3 separate regions of the Homo sapiens genome follow, and regions 2 and 3 are each linked to region 1. Evidence: chromatin contacts called from ENCODE Hi-C or POLR2A ChIA-PET data. All regions are on one chromosome and are shown on one strand. The core of a region is the stretch at or near the end of the contact, and the rest is flanking DNA. Distances in the headings are between cores, read along the strand shown. Region 1 holds the start of NDUFS4 (NADH:ubiquinone oxidoreductase subunit S4). Region 2 overlaps LINC01033 (long intergenic non-protein coding RNA 1033). Region 3 holds the start of PELO-AS1 (PELO antisense RNA 1).

Evidence for each region. Hi-C counts contacts between places; a loop is a spot of excess contacts on that map. ChIA-PET counts read pairs that join two places held with the same protein, here RNA polymerase II (POLR2A). Pooled maps may share reads with other maps.
Region 2: a map with no recorded cell type shows a loop between it and region 1 (4-fold over the local background). The contact joins the enhancer-like site here to the promoter of NDUFS4 in region 1. A Hi-C loop is called at or near these places in 1 of 37 single-sample maps with no recorded cell type and 1 of 50 pooled maps.
Region 3: a loop to region 1 is called in a map of naive thymus-derived CD4-positive, alpha-beta T cell, with 31 times the contacts of the local background. The contact joins the promoter of PELO-AS1 here to the promoter of NDUFS4 in region 1. A Hi-C loop is called at or near these places in 1 of 168 maps with a recorded cell type or tissue (naive thymus-derived CD4-positive, alpha-beta T cell) and 14 of 50 pooled maps. POLR2A ChIA-PET finds 5 or more read pairs at or near these places in 1 of 52 experiments (HEK293).

The regions. Positions count from the first base shown.
Region 1 is chr5:53,559,050-53,562,796 of GRCh38, reverse strand. NDUFS4 (NADH:ubiquinone oxidoreductase subunit S4) reads right to left here and starts at 2,158. Exons shown (of 5, transcript NM_002495.4): 1 at 2,037-2,158. The coding sequence starts at 2,134. RefSeq lists an enhancer at 1,757-2,256.
Region 2 is chr5:54,388,210-54,391,956 of GRCh38, reverse strand. All of the region lies in intron 1 of LINC01033 (long intergenic non-protein coding RNA 1033), which reads right to left. Among named protein-coding and RNA genes, the nearest start is that of HSPB3, 66 kb to the left of the region's middle. RefSeq lists enhancers at 1,159-1,288, 1,299-1,428. Within about 2 kb of position 1,841, at least 4 of the 41 ENCODE cell types and tissues checked have a DNase peak (open chromatin) inside an H3K27ac peak, as active enhancers do.
Region 3 is chr5:52,798,998-52,802,744 of GRCh38, reverse strand. It overlaps PELO-AS1 (PELO antisense RNA 1), which reads left to right and starts at 1,932. Exons shown (of 5, transcript NR_186455.1): 1 at 1,932-2,053. All of the region lies in intron 1 of ITGA1 (integrin subunit alpha 1), which reads right to left. It overlaps PELO (pelota mRNA surveillance and ribosome rescue factor), which reads right to left. Exons shown (of 3, transcript NM_015946.5): 2 at 1,625-2,860; 3 at 1-1,336. The coding sequence starts at 2,350. The coding sequence ends at 905. RefSeq lists enhancers at 1,422-2,121, 2,122-2,820.

The sequences.
Region 1 (3,747 bases), core at 909-3,408:
TGGTTCTTTCTACTCACCTTTTTCAGATCCTCATTACTATCAAATCATAATGGAAAAAGAATGCTTAAGGATGAAGAACAAACAATATGTAAGGGAGAGGGTCTATAAATTTCCCTCAAATTAGGATGAACATGACAAGCTCTTAGGGTAAAAATGTGGCACAGAAAACAAATAAATGTGTTAATTTGTATTTAAAAAACGTCTTCCCTGGCATTAAGATTTTTTTTCAAGATTAAATGATTTATTTTCAAATCTCTTACATTTGCAGGCAAAAACTCTTAAGTTTGGATATGTAGTAACAATTATCATCAGAGTTTCAAAAATCTAATCTCAACTTCAATTACTATAATTGCTGACAAAATGGCTTTGACTTAAAATTACAGCCATGTTTTGATTAGCCATAAACCAGTGGTCCCTTCAAACTTGTTTTCAGTTCTGGGGCTACCATGAGTACATTATTATCTGGGAATGACAATTAATCCCTATAATCTGTACGGGAGGAAGGGCTAATCTTGGTCACCGCTATATTAACTCTAAGTTAACCAGTGAAGTATTTTACCTTAGAAAAATACTTAACCCAGCCTGACCAACATGGTGAAACCCCGCCTCTACTAAAAATACAAAAATTAGCCAGGTGTGGTGGTGCGCGCCTGTAATCCCAGCTAGTCAGGAGGCTGCGGCAGGAGAACTGCTTGAACCCGGGAGGCGGAGGTTGCAGTGAACCAAGATCACGCCATTGCACTACAGCCTGGGCGTCAGAGTGAGAATGTATCTCAAAAAAAAAAAGAGAAAGAAAAAGGAAAAATACTTTCCATATATGGAACACTTAATTACAAACATCATTTGCCTTTCCCCAATCTTAGCACCCTTACTTTTGAGTGACTCTATTCTATGTATTTAGTAATCGTTTAACTAATGCTTTCAAGCCTTTTCATAAGCCACGGACCCTACGGGACACTCTCTTCTTTCCCACCCAACACCCACTATATTTAAACCTTAATAAAACTCATCCTTAAAAATTCTTCCGAATTAACTCATCCTAATTCTCTGCATTCCATTTATATTTAACACTAAATCAATTAGCATTCTACTAGACCTTCCTTTCAACTTTTAACCACTTGCATCCACCTCCTACCCCCTTCAAATCTCTCCATCCAGTCTTTCCAATCTTTGTTCTAATATGTGTGTGTATGTACGTATAGCATTAGTACTATAATTTAAAAAACTCCAGGAAATTCTGAAAAATAGAAAATGGAAGGTTAATACAGCCAAAAAAAAAAAAATCATCACAAAAATGCTTCAAGGAAAAACAGTAACAACTCAATCAACTGACAACTGAATCTGACAATACTTTGGAAAAGTACTACTTTAGGTTCTCAAGGACGCAAAGAGCCCTCAACAACTCAATTCAATCCCTGAATTATTGTGAGGCTTTAACAAAATCCCTAGAAAACCTCCAGGCATTACCACCAGCCTTTTAAAAATTACCTTCCAATATTACTAGCAGTGATATTTTTACTAACACTGAATTCCAAACAAGTTTTCCTCCCAAGCAGACTGATGAATAAACAATCTTCCTATGCAGAAACCAAATTAAAACCACTTAAAACCATGGAAGGGATACAGTGATTTAACCCTTCTGTAAGGACTGGAGTGGTGGGCAAACAGGTGACAAATGGAAGGGATGCAGAAAGTGGAAACAGAAATCAGTGAGACTCCTCCCCTTCTCTGAGGGCTAAGGTTCAGCTTGCAGCTCCGGAGGCAAAACCTCCACGGACCCTCTCCCTCAGCGACAAGCCGAATACGAAAGCTTCCAGAAAACCACAGGTCCTCCTCCCCGGCCTCGCACTCACGCCCTCACTCGCCTGGCCAACGCCCATTGATAGCAGACAGTCCCTAGTCCGCCCGACTTCTCCCGAGAAAAGGGTCAACAGAGGACGCCTTCCCCGAGGCCTCCTCCGGAACTCAGCCAGCAGAGACTCCGCAAAAATGGAGGGACCCAAGAAGCTTGAAGAAAAGTGTGAAAATTCTATTACCTGGTCGGAACCCTGGAAACGGAAAGGGCAGCTACAGCCACTGCCCTTCTCCGCCACAACGTCTGCCTCAGTACCACTGACATTGACACCGCCGCCATCTTGCTGCAGGCAAACGCCAGGATGAAAGGACGGATCACCGCAAGGGACTAACTTCCTTCGTTCTCAAGCCAGTGCAATCGCAATGTTGCGAAATTCTTTGGGATTTTATTTTCTTTTTAATACTGGGGCTTAAAAAAAGAGGGGAAACGCTTAGTTTAAATAAGTAAGAAGAAAAATGTGCGGGAAGAAATGCAGAAGTGCATTAACTGTAAATATTACCACCATAAAGTGTAATCTTTACTGCTTGTTAGGACTGGTGTTTTACAATGATAACGAAAAGACCAAAATATACTTGCATATTTAAACACCTGCAACTCGTAATTTATTGAAGAAATTAGGATATTTGGGGCTGAACCCACTGGAAAAGCTGGAGAGCTCTTTGGGTCCTTGAGAACCTGCAGTAGTACTTTTCCAAAGTATTGCCAGATTCACTTTGCAAGCCCTCAGGACAGGGCTGTATTCAGTTTGATATTCTGTAGTAGTAATGTTCGTATTTTCCAAACGAAAAATCTGGATACGTGATCTGGCAAAGGATTATTTTTTGACATGTAGATTTATATGAAGAATCAATAGAACATAATATTTGATGTCACTGTTTCCCCAGTAAATCCTGAATGTGTGTGTGTTCATAATCCATAGACATGAAGAATGATATTAATGCTCCATGCATATAAAACAAAAATTATCTTCCAATACAAGTGTTGGAAACATGTTTGTATTGTGGACTTCCGACCTTAAAGAATAATGACTAACTGAATTATATAAAATAAAAAGCAGGTTAGTTTTGGGTTTTGTTTTTTAAGAAATTTGTTTAAAGAGTTAGTACTTTCCTGCTTTTAAAATTAAGCACATGAAAACATAACCTTCATTAAATAAATAGGAACAATAGGAGGATGGGGAATGACATAGTTTGGCATTATGGACCGTTAAAGGAAAACCCAGTACATAAGGGAAAGGGAGAAAGAAAGAGAAAAAGTCATACTCAGGGAAAGAAATGCACAAGATGAAGGAAGGCAAGGGAGAGATGCCTCAGAGAAAATTTTCTTTCAAACTTTTCATTTTGAAATAGTTATAGATTCACATGAAGTTGCAAAGATAGTACAGATGTCTTGTGTACCTGTTTCCCCCAGTGATTACATCTCGTATAACTCTAGTACAGTATCAAAGCCAGGAAACTGGCATTGATATAAAGTATTTGTGTAGTCCTATGTCATTCTACTACATATTTTGTGTAACCACCACCATGATCAAGATACAGAACTATTCCACCCTCACAAAGATCTCCCTAGTGCTAACCTTTTTGGTAACACCTGCCCTCCTAACCCTAGTGATCTCTGTTTCTGTTTTTATAATTTTGACATTTTGAGATGTTATATGAATGGACTCATGCAGTACATGACCTTCTAAGATTGGCTTCTTTCACTTGGCATAATGCACTTGAGACCCATCCAAGTTGTTGTGTTTATCAATAGTTCATTCCTTTTTTATTGCTGAGTAATATTCCATGACATGGATGTACCACAATTTGTTTAACCATTCACCTATTGCAGAACATTTTGATTGTTTCCCATTTGGGGCCATTACAAATAAAACTGCTGCAAACAATTGAATA
Region 2 (3,747 bases), core at 592-3,091, 830 kb before region 1:
TTGCTTAGCATTTTTCCAAATGATGGCAATTTCACTTGCAATATTTACTTTTATAAGGAATAATTTAATGAGTAGTTCCATAAATGTCACCTTGCACATGTGTGCAAAATTTTCTCCAGGATACATGCTACAAAAATATTGCTGGATTATAGCTATTACATACCTTCAACTTTTCCTGATATTGTTAAATTGCTTTCTAAAGTGGCTGTGCCAATTTCACTCCAAATAGCAGTGTTTGAGAGTTCCCATTGTTCCACATCCTTACCAAGTCTTGATATTGTCAGTTTTTATTCTTTTTGCCAATCTTGTAAGTTTGAAATTATATATTATTTAAAAATTGAATTTACCTGGTTACTAAAGAGGTAGTACATCTTATTTATGTTTACTGGCAAATATAATACCCTCTGTGTGAATCAGTTCGCCATTTTTCTTTTGGCCTTATTATTTTTCTTTGTAAGAGCCTTCAATTTTTATCAACTATGTGTTGCAAGCATATTTTCCCAGTCTGTGTGTGTGTGTGTGTGTTTTTGTTTTGTTTTTGCTATCTTACTGTATAGAAGTTTTAAGTTGCATGTAGTCAAATTTCAGTCTTTTTCACTGATATTTTTGTCTTATCTGTATGACCTGAGAGTTGGAGAATAATTTACATCCACAATTTGCCTAAAGGTTTTGCTTTTTCACATTTATATTCTTAATCTTCCTGGAATTGATTTATGTATTGGTGTGAGGTAGGAATCTAATTTTATTTTATTTTACTTTTTCTGTAAAGATAAGCATTTTCTCAGTGAGATTTACCCAGGATTCCTTTCCCCCACTGATTTATAATAGCACATTTGTCATTCAGATGTGTAAACCCATATGGAGTCTGGTTCCAGATTCTGTTCTGTTACACTGGTCCATTGTCTGCTCTTTTATTTTAAAGTGATGGTAAATAAAGCAGTTTATTAAAGCGTGTTAGTGTGTTTTCATGCTGCTGATAAAGACATACCCGACACTGGGAAGAAAAAGGTTTAATGGACTTACAGTTCCACATGGCTGGGAAGGCCTCACAATCATGGCGAAAGTCAAGGAGGAGAAAGTCCCATCTCACATGGTTGCCAGCAAGCAAATTTGTGCAGGGAAACTCCCGTTTTTAAAAACCGTCAGATCTTGTGAGACTCATTCACTGTCAATCACAAGAATAGCACAGGAAACACCCACCCACCCATATTCAATCACCTCCCACTGGGTTCCTCCCATGACATATAGGAATTGTGGGAGTTACAATTCAAGATAAGATTAGGGTGGGCACACAGGCAAACAAAAGTGATTCCCCCAACACCTTGTTAATCTCCAATATTTGACCTATATGTAGTCCTTTGTTCTCTCATACAGAAACACTATATCAATTAGTCAAGGCCCACAGACAAACAAAACAAAACAAAACAAAGTCTTGTTATGAGTATAACTCTTAAAACCAAATAGTTTTTTGTTTTTGTTTTGTTTTGTTTTTAGAGAAAACTGAGTACTTGTACCTATTTCACTCATTATTTGAGGAATTTATTAGCTAGAAGAAATGTACATTTGTTTCAGGCCTTAAAAATCCTGGGAGCACTGTCCTGAATACCTTCTGGAACCATTTGTATAGTAGCTTTGAGAGAGAATGACTTGGCCAAAAACTTTATTTTTCTAATCCCAGGGAAGATACAAACTCAGCAGTTGCTGTGTGGTGCTCTAAATGATTAGCCCAAAGACCTCCTACTGAGATCTCCATAAACTGGCAGCTTGGATTACTCAGTGATGTCACCCCATGCAGGTTTATGGGCAGATGGCCAAACCTTGACACAGGCTGCAGTCAGATCCCAAACAAGTACATACACATAGACTCTTCCTTGTCTATAGCCTAAGCCATGGTCTGACACAGCCAGGAAAAACTCCAAAGAGGAGTAGATCACAATAACCTGGTTTATTGGTTTTATATCATTAAGTTTCAGAAACGTTTTAGGACAAACAGCCTTTGTAAAAAGCCAACATCTATATGTACTTTTCTATTGCAACTGGCTTAAGTAATAAGTGTCCTATTTGCCTTATAGAATTCTAAATTTAGTACAATTTGCTGCTAAATATATAGAATTATATTATAGAACTGAAAAAGAACCTAAAGGTAATCTAGTTCAGTGATGGTTCCCAACCTTAGCTGTACTTTAGGATTACCTGAGAGGCTTTAGAAGAATCTCAATGACTAGACTTAGACTAACTAAATAATATTGGGCAGGTGATATGGTTTGGCTGTGTCCCCACCCAAATCTCATCTTGAATTGTAGCTCCCACAATTCCCACATGTAGTGGGAGTGACCCAGTGGGAGATAATTGAGTCATGGGGGCGGTTTCCCCCATACTGTTCTAGTGGTAGTGAATAAGTCTCATGAGATCTGATGATTTTATAAGGGGCTTTCCCTTTCACTTGGCTCTCATCCTCTCTTTTCTCCCACCATGTAAGACATGCCTTTTGCTTTCCACCATGATTGTGAGGCCTCCCCAGCCATGTGGAACTCTGAGTCCATTAAACCTCTTTTTCTTTATAAATTACCCAGTCTTGGGTATGTCTTTATCAGCAGCATGAAAATGATCTAATACAGCAGGAGACCCAAGTATCAGTACTCTTTTAACATTCTTTGAGTGACTTCATTGTACTGCCAAGATCGAGAGAACCATTGGCCTAATTCACACCTTTTGCATACTAAGAAAATGAGGCTTAGGTTAGGTGACTTTTCATTATGTTTTAAACTTACACTATCCGATATGGTAACCATTAGCCACATCTGGCTATTTAAATTCAAATGTATTACAATTAAATAAAATTACAAATTGAGTTCCTCAGTCATGCTACTCACTTTCAAGTGCTCAACACCCACATATGGCTACTGGTTACCATATTACACAGCACAGAAGAGACATTTTCATCATCACAGAAATTTCTCTTAGACAAGTAATTTTACATGTGTTTTTAAAATTCTTTTGGGTTTGATTTCTATCCAGGCATTTAGTAACTTCAGAAACATTTTAAACCATTATTCCACAATGATTAATATAATAAAATATTTTTAAGCAAGAATAGCTTAATATTAGCATGTACATCTGTAAAGTTCCTAATACCATAATAAAAGCAACAGCTTCCTAGGGAAGTGTAGATGTGACTCAAATTCACCCACACTCCACCCCTACCTCCAAACCAATAGATCATAATCCAGAAGGCCATTTCCCCTACTTGATTGGTAAGGAAAGCACACCGGGGGAAGGCGAGGAGGAGCTACAATTTCCCAGTGACCAGTTCGTCACTTTAAGAGCCAACCCACAAGCATGGCCAAGCACAGTCTTGGCTCAAGAAAAGCATAAATGAAATTGGTAGAGGACAGTCTCCTCCTCCTTATGGAAAAACAAGACACAGTACAAGAACCAAGTTGAAGTCGATTTTTCCATTCTCAGTATAACAGGATGTATCACCACTGCTGTCTTTTTTAAAATTATAGGACAGAATTTATCATCTAAAGCTTCTCGACCTCTTAAAGAAAACATGCCATAGAACATATTTCATAAAGCAGGTGTTAGTGCTAGAGGGATTCAAATCTGTTGTGTTGGTTATATTTTTGTCACTGCAACCACCTAGAAATATGTCAACATTTTTAAACTTTGTTTTTTCAGTTGTGTTATGAAATTGAAACTTGATATAACTGTACCAGAATACATTGTTCCTTGTCATGTAGCTCA
Region 3 (3,747 bases), core at 683-3,182, 760 kb after region 1:
CCACATACAAATATAAAACAGAATTAAGTATAACTTTGACAAGCAAAAAAATAAATAAATAATATAGCATGTTTTGGCGCAAAGAACTAAAGTCCAGACTGGGAATGACTTCCAGCTTTGCCACTAATTAGCCACATAACAAGCAAATCACATACTTTAATCTCATTTTAAAAATAAAGATGCCTCAAGGAGATTATTTTGACAATCCCTAGCAGATCAAAGTTCTAAAAAGCTAAAAATAACTGATTTAAGTTACCCTCTAAATCAAATATGACTAATGCTAACAACAACAAACCAAAACCAAGAATTTCCTTTTAACATGATTGGTTTAACAAGCCTTTGAAGAAAAATATTTAAAACTTGTCTTCAAGTCTACTAATTGTACGGCAATCATTTAAAATAGTAAAACTATTTAAATCTAAAAAAAATGTAGTGTGTGGAGGTGGGGAGAAAAGGGATCATTAAATGCAATGCAAGAACACCAAGCAGAATTAAAATAAAGAAATAATGTAAACAGGATAAGATAGCAAAAGCTTTTTCTAAGGAAAACTGTTTCAAAGCATGCAGTGTGAAATTTTGCAATCTATCCCAAACAATATACTGCATAGGCATCGTCTTTAAATACACACATTTTCTGTTTCCAAGTACTACAGATAACTCATAATTCCTATAAAAAATTACACAATTTAATCAAGATGGTAGTACGTGGAGATTATTTCCTTTTAGTTTATTGTTTAAATACATGTCTTGCCAATCACAAAATATCTAGTGTAGCCAAAGACATAAGAAATCCCTGTATGAATCAAAAAGTGCCATTCTTGCAGCTTTCTGTCACAAGGATGCTGAGAAATGTACTGTAACAGTTTAGGAAACACAAGATTGTCTCAATTTTAAGTTTCAATCATTAATCCTCTTCAGAACTGGAATCACCCTCTTGGTCAGAAAGTTCGGGAACAGGGAAGCGGAGAATGGCAGCTACCCCAGTCAACTGGCTGAGCTGTTCCCCAGAAACGTGAAGACTAGAGAATATCCTAACGGTGCCTGCATTCTCTTTCACACTGTCCACCAGCCTCACATACCGGCTCCGTGTGGCTACATCCTGATGCCTGAAGAGCTCATCGCTGATGAGCAATGTGTCAATTGCCATGGCTTCATTGGCCTTCTCCACCTGCTTGAGTCCATAGAAAGCTCGATCCGGTTCATGCTGTAACATTTTATAGAAGTCATCCAAGGCTTTGACTTCCCCAGCAGCTTTAGTGTCTGAAAGGCGGCTAGCCACAGTAGGGTCACAAAGGGCCTCTTTCAGGGAGTACTTGTGTCCGGAGGAGGCATGTACCTAGAATCACAATTACAAAAGTTAGGCAAAATAATCTCCTAGAACACCCATTAATCAGCTCACAAAGGCTTAAAGCCAAAAGCGCTAGTAAGGCTTCATATGTTTCAGCGAAGTTTACTCCATAAATTTGCTAGACATTTAACATTCTCTTTTTATTTCATTATCTCATGAAAATCCCAGCTAAGTAAAGACTTTCTCTTCTTATTTTTCCCAGTTCTAAAACTTTAGGAGTAGTTTATACCAATCCCTCTGCCCATTCTTAATTATCCCTGGGTAAGATTGTTTTACCTGAAGAAATTTGGACCGGTTTTCCAGGAGCAGTTTGTTGTCGGTCTTCACTGCTTGTTGAAACAGGTAGTCGCAGAACTGCTCCCTCACAAATCCTGGGCTGGCCACCAGGATGCACTTTACAACATCAAAGTGTATGTGGCGCTGGATAGCCTGGACCACCTGTTCATAGAACCGCTCCAAGGCCCGGTCATGCTGAGAGCAATTGCCTTTCCTTTTCCTAGGGATGTTCACCTCCACCTTGGCCCGAGTGAGGGTCATGCTGGGAGTGACTAAGCAGATATGGGCGAGGCCTTCCTGCATGACCACAGCCGCCACATCAGCGCTCCAGGCTGGGTCACAGGCCTGCTCGATGCGCTCCAGTACCACACTATCCCACTGCTTCTTGGCCAGGGTGAACTGGCGGTTGGGCTCCAGCTCGATGGTGTGGTAAGCCCCCATCTTGACATACTCATTCTCTTGGATGTTGGTCCCCTTAACCCGCAGCTGGCAGGCTTGAGAGTCGAAGTCGATGGCCTCCACGCAGAGAGTGAGGGTAGTGCGGACCCGGTTGCTGCCCACGCTGCCCGTGGAGGACTCTGTCTGTACCTTGCGGATGGTGGAGGCGCGCAGGCTGTCGCCCACCTGCACGAGGTTGTAAGTGTGCCACATGTCCTCAGGCTCCTCGGGGACCAGGGTCACCTGGCCCGCATTGTCCTTCTCGATGTTCTTCCTCACGAGCTTCATGGCCAAGGAAGGGGCTCACTGACAGAACCAAAGGAACCAAGGAGGTCCTCACCTCCGCCCCGGGAGAGGGGATGGGAATGCAGGCCAGGAAGGGGGCGGGGCCCGGTTTCTAAGGGCACTTGCCTGGCGGGAAGGAAACACGCTTGCTTCGACTCATGCAGCCTAGGGCAGCACTTCCTCTATCCTTTCCTCTCTCAGTCTCCCGGCGCGCTGCGTCTAACAGGCTCGGGGAACACTGCAGCGAAAATCTACCCCTACACAGTTCCCGCTGGCAGCACGCAACAGCGGGCTGACGAAATGAAGGCGCATGCGCAGCCCCCGTCCCGCGACCCGACGCACGTCTCCCGTCCCCAAAGGAGAGGCGGGGCCGCAGTTCGCGCGTGCGCAGGCGCACTAAGCTGTGAGGCGCTCCGGACGAATGAACTCCCTCAAGAAGGTGCACAGAGTGGTGGCGAGTCCTTTATTTTAATGCCAAACTTCAACTTCCTAAGTTTTCTCTTCCATCCCTGTCTGTGAAGAATCCGGGGAGTGTGTGAGTGCAAATACTAGTTTTACCTGCCTGCGGCTGCCACTGCAACGCTTCCCTCTGGGTAAATCCAATTTCAAAGCTTAGCAGTAAAAGTAGCTCTCAGAAGTGCAGATTTGGCCCCAACGGCCCAAACTATGCTCGTTTTTGCTCTTGCCTTATCCGCACTCGGACGCTACAAGCCTGTTGGAGCTGGTATTTAGAAGCGGTTTCTGAGAACTACTGGTCACGTTCTGTCTGGGCTCCCAGCAACGTGTCCAGCTGTTTTCTGCGCCTAGTTACCGTGTCTGCACGATCTGATTCACCCAGATGTTAAAGCGCTGGTCCCAAGAGAGAAGAAACTATGTGTGGAATTTACCCCTGGGTGGACCTCTCAGTTGCTTGACCTGATGTCCTGGGAATCCTAGGCTCCAAAGTTGGCAGCCTCAGCTTTCCGCAGCCCAGTAGCCTGTGAAATGTTTAGGTTGGGGGTTGGGTCGCAAGAGCTTAGGGCCAGATCTTCACTGCCAAAGCTAAGCTAAAAGCCGAGGCTATGGGAAGTGGGGAAAAACTATTAACTAGGACTGACCCTGATTGAATAGCTACATAATTTAAAGAAAATCCTTAAGTTACTTAGCATTCTTTATTAGGAAGTGGAAATGGAGAAGTGGGATTGCCTCTTTAAGAGACCGATGAATAGAAAAAACAAAAGAATCTAAAAGTTTCTTGAGAGCTTAGATGGAGTGGAGGGCAGAGAAGTCCTGCACACATAGCTTCTCACTGTCTTTTCTGTCTTTCTCTGTGTGGATTGGAAAGGGGAACTAACCAGCCTGAACAGATGAAACAGGGATGAAAGGAAGGAATCTGAGTTTGGCATAGGCGTGTGGAAGGA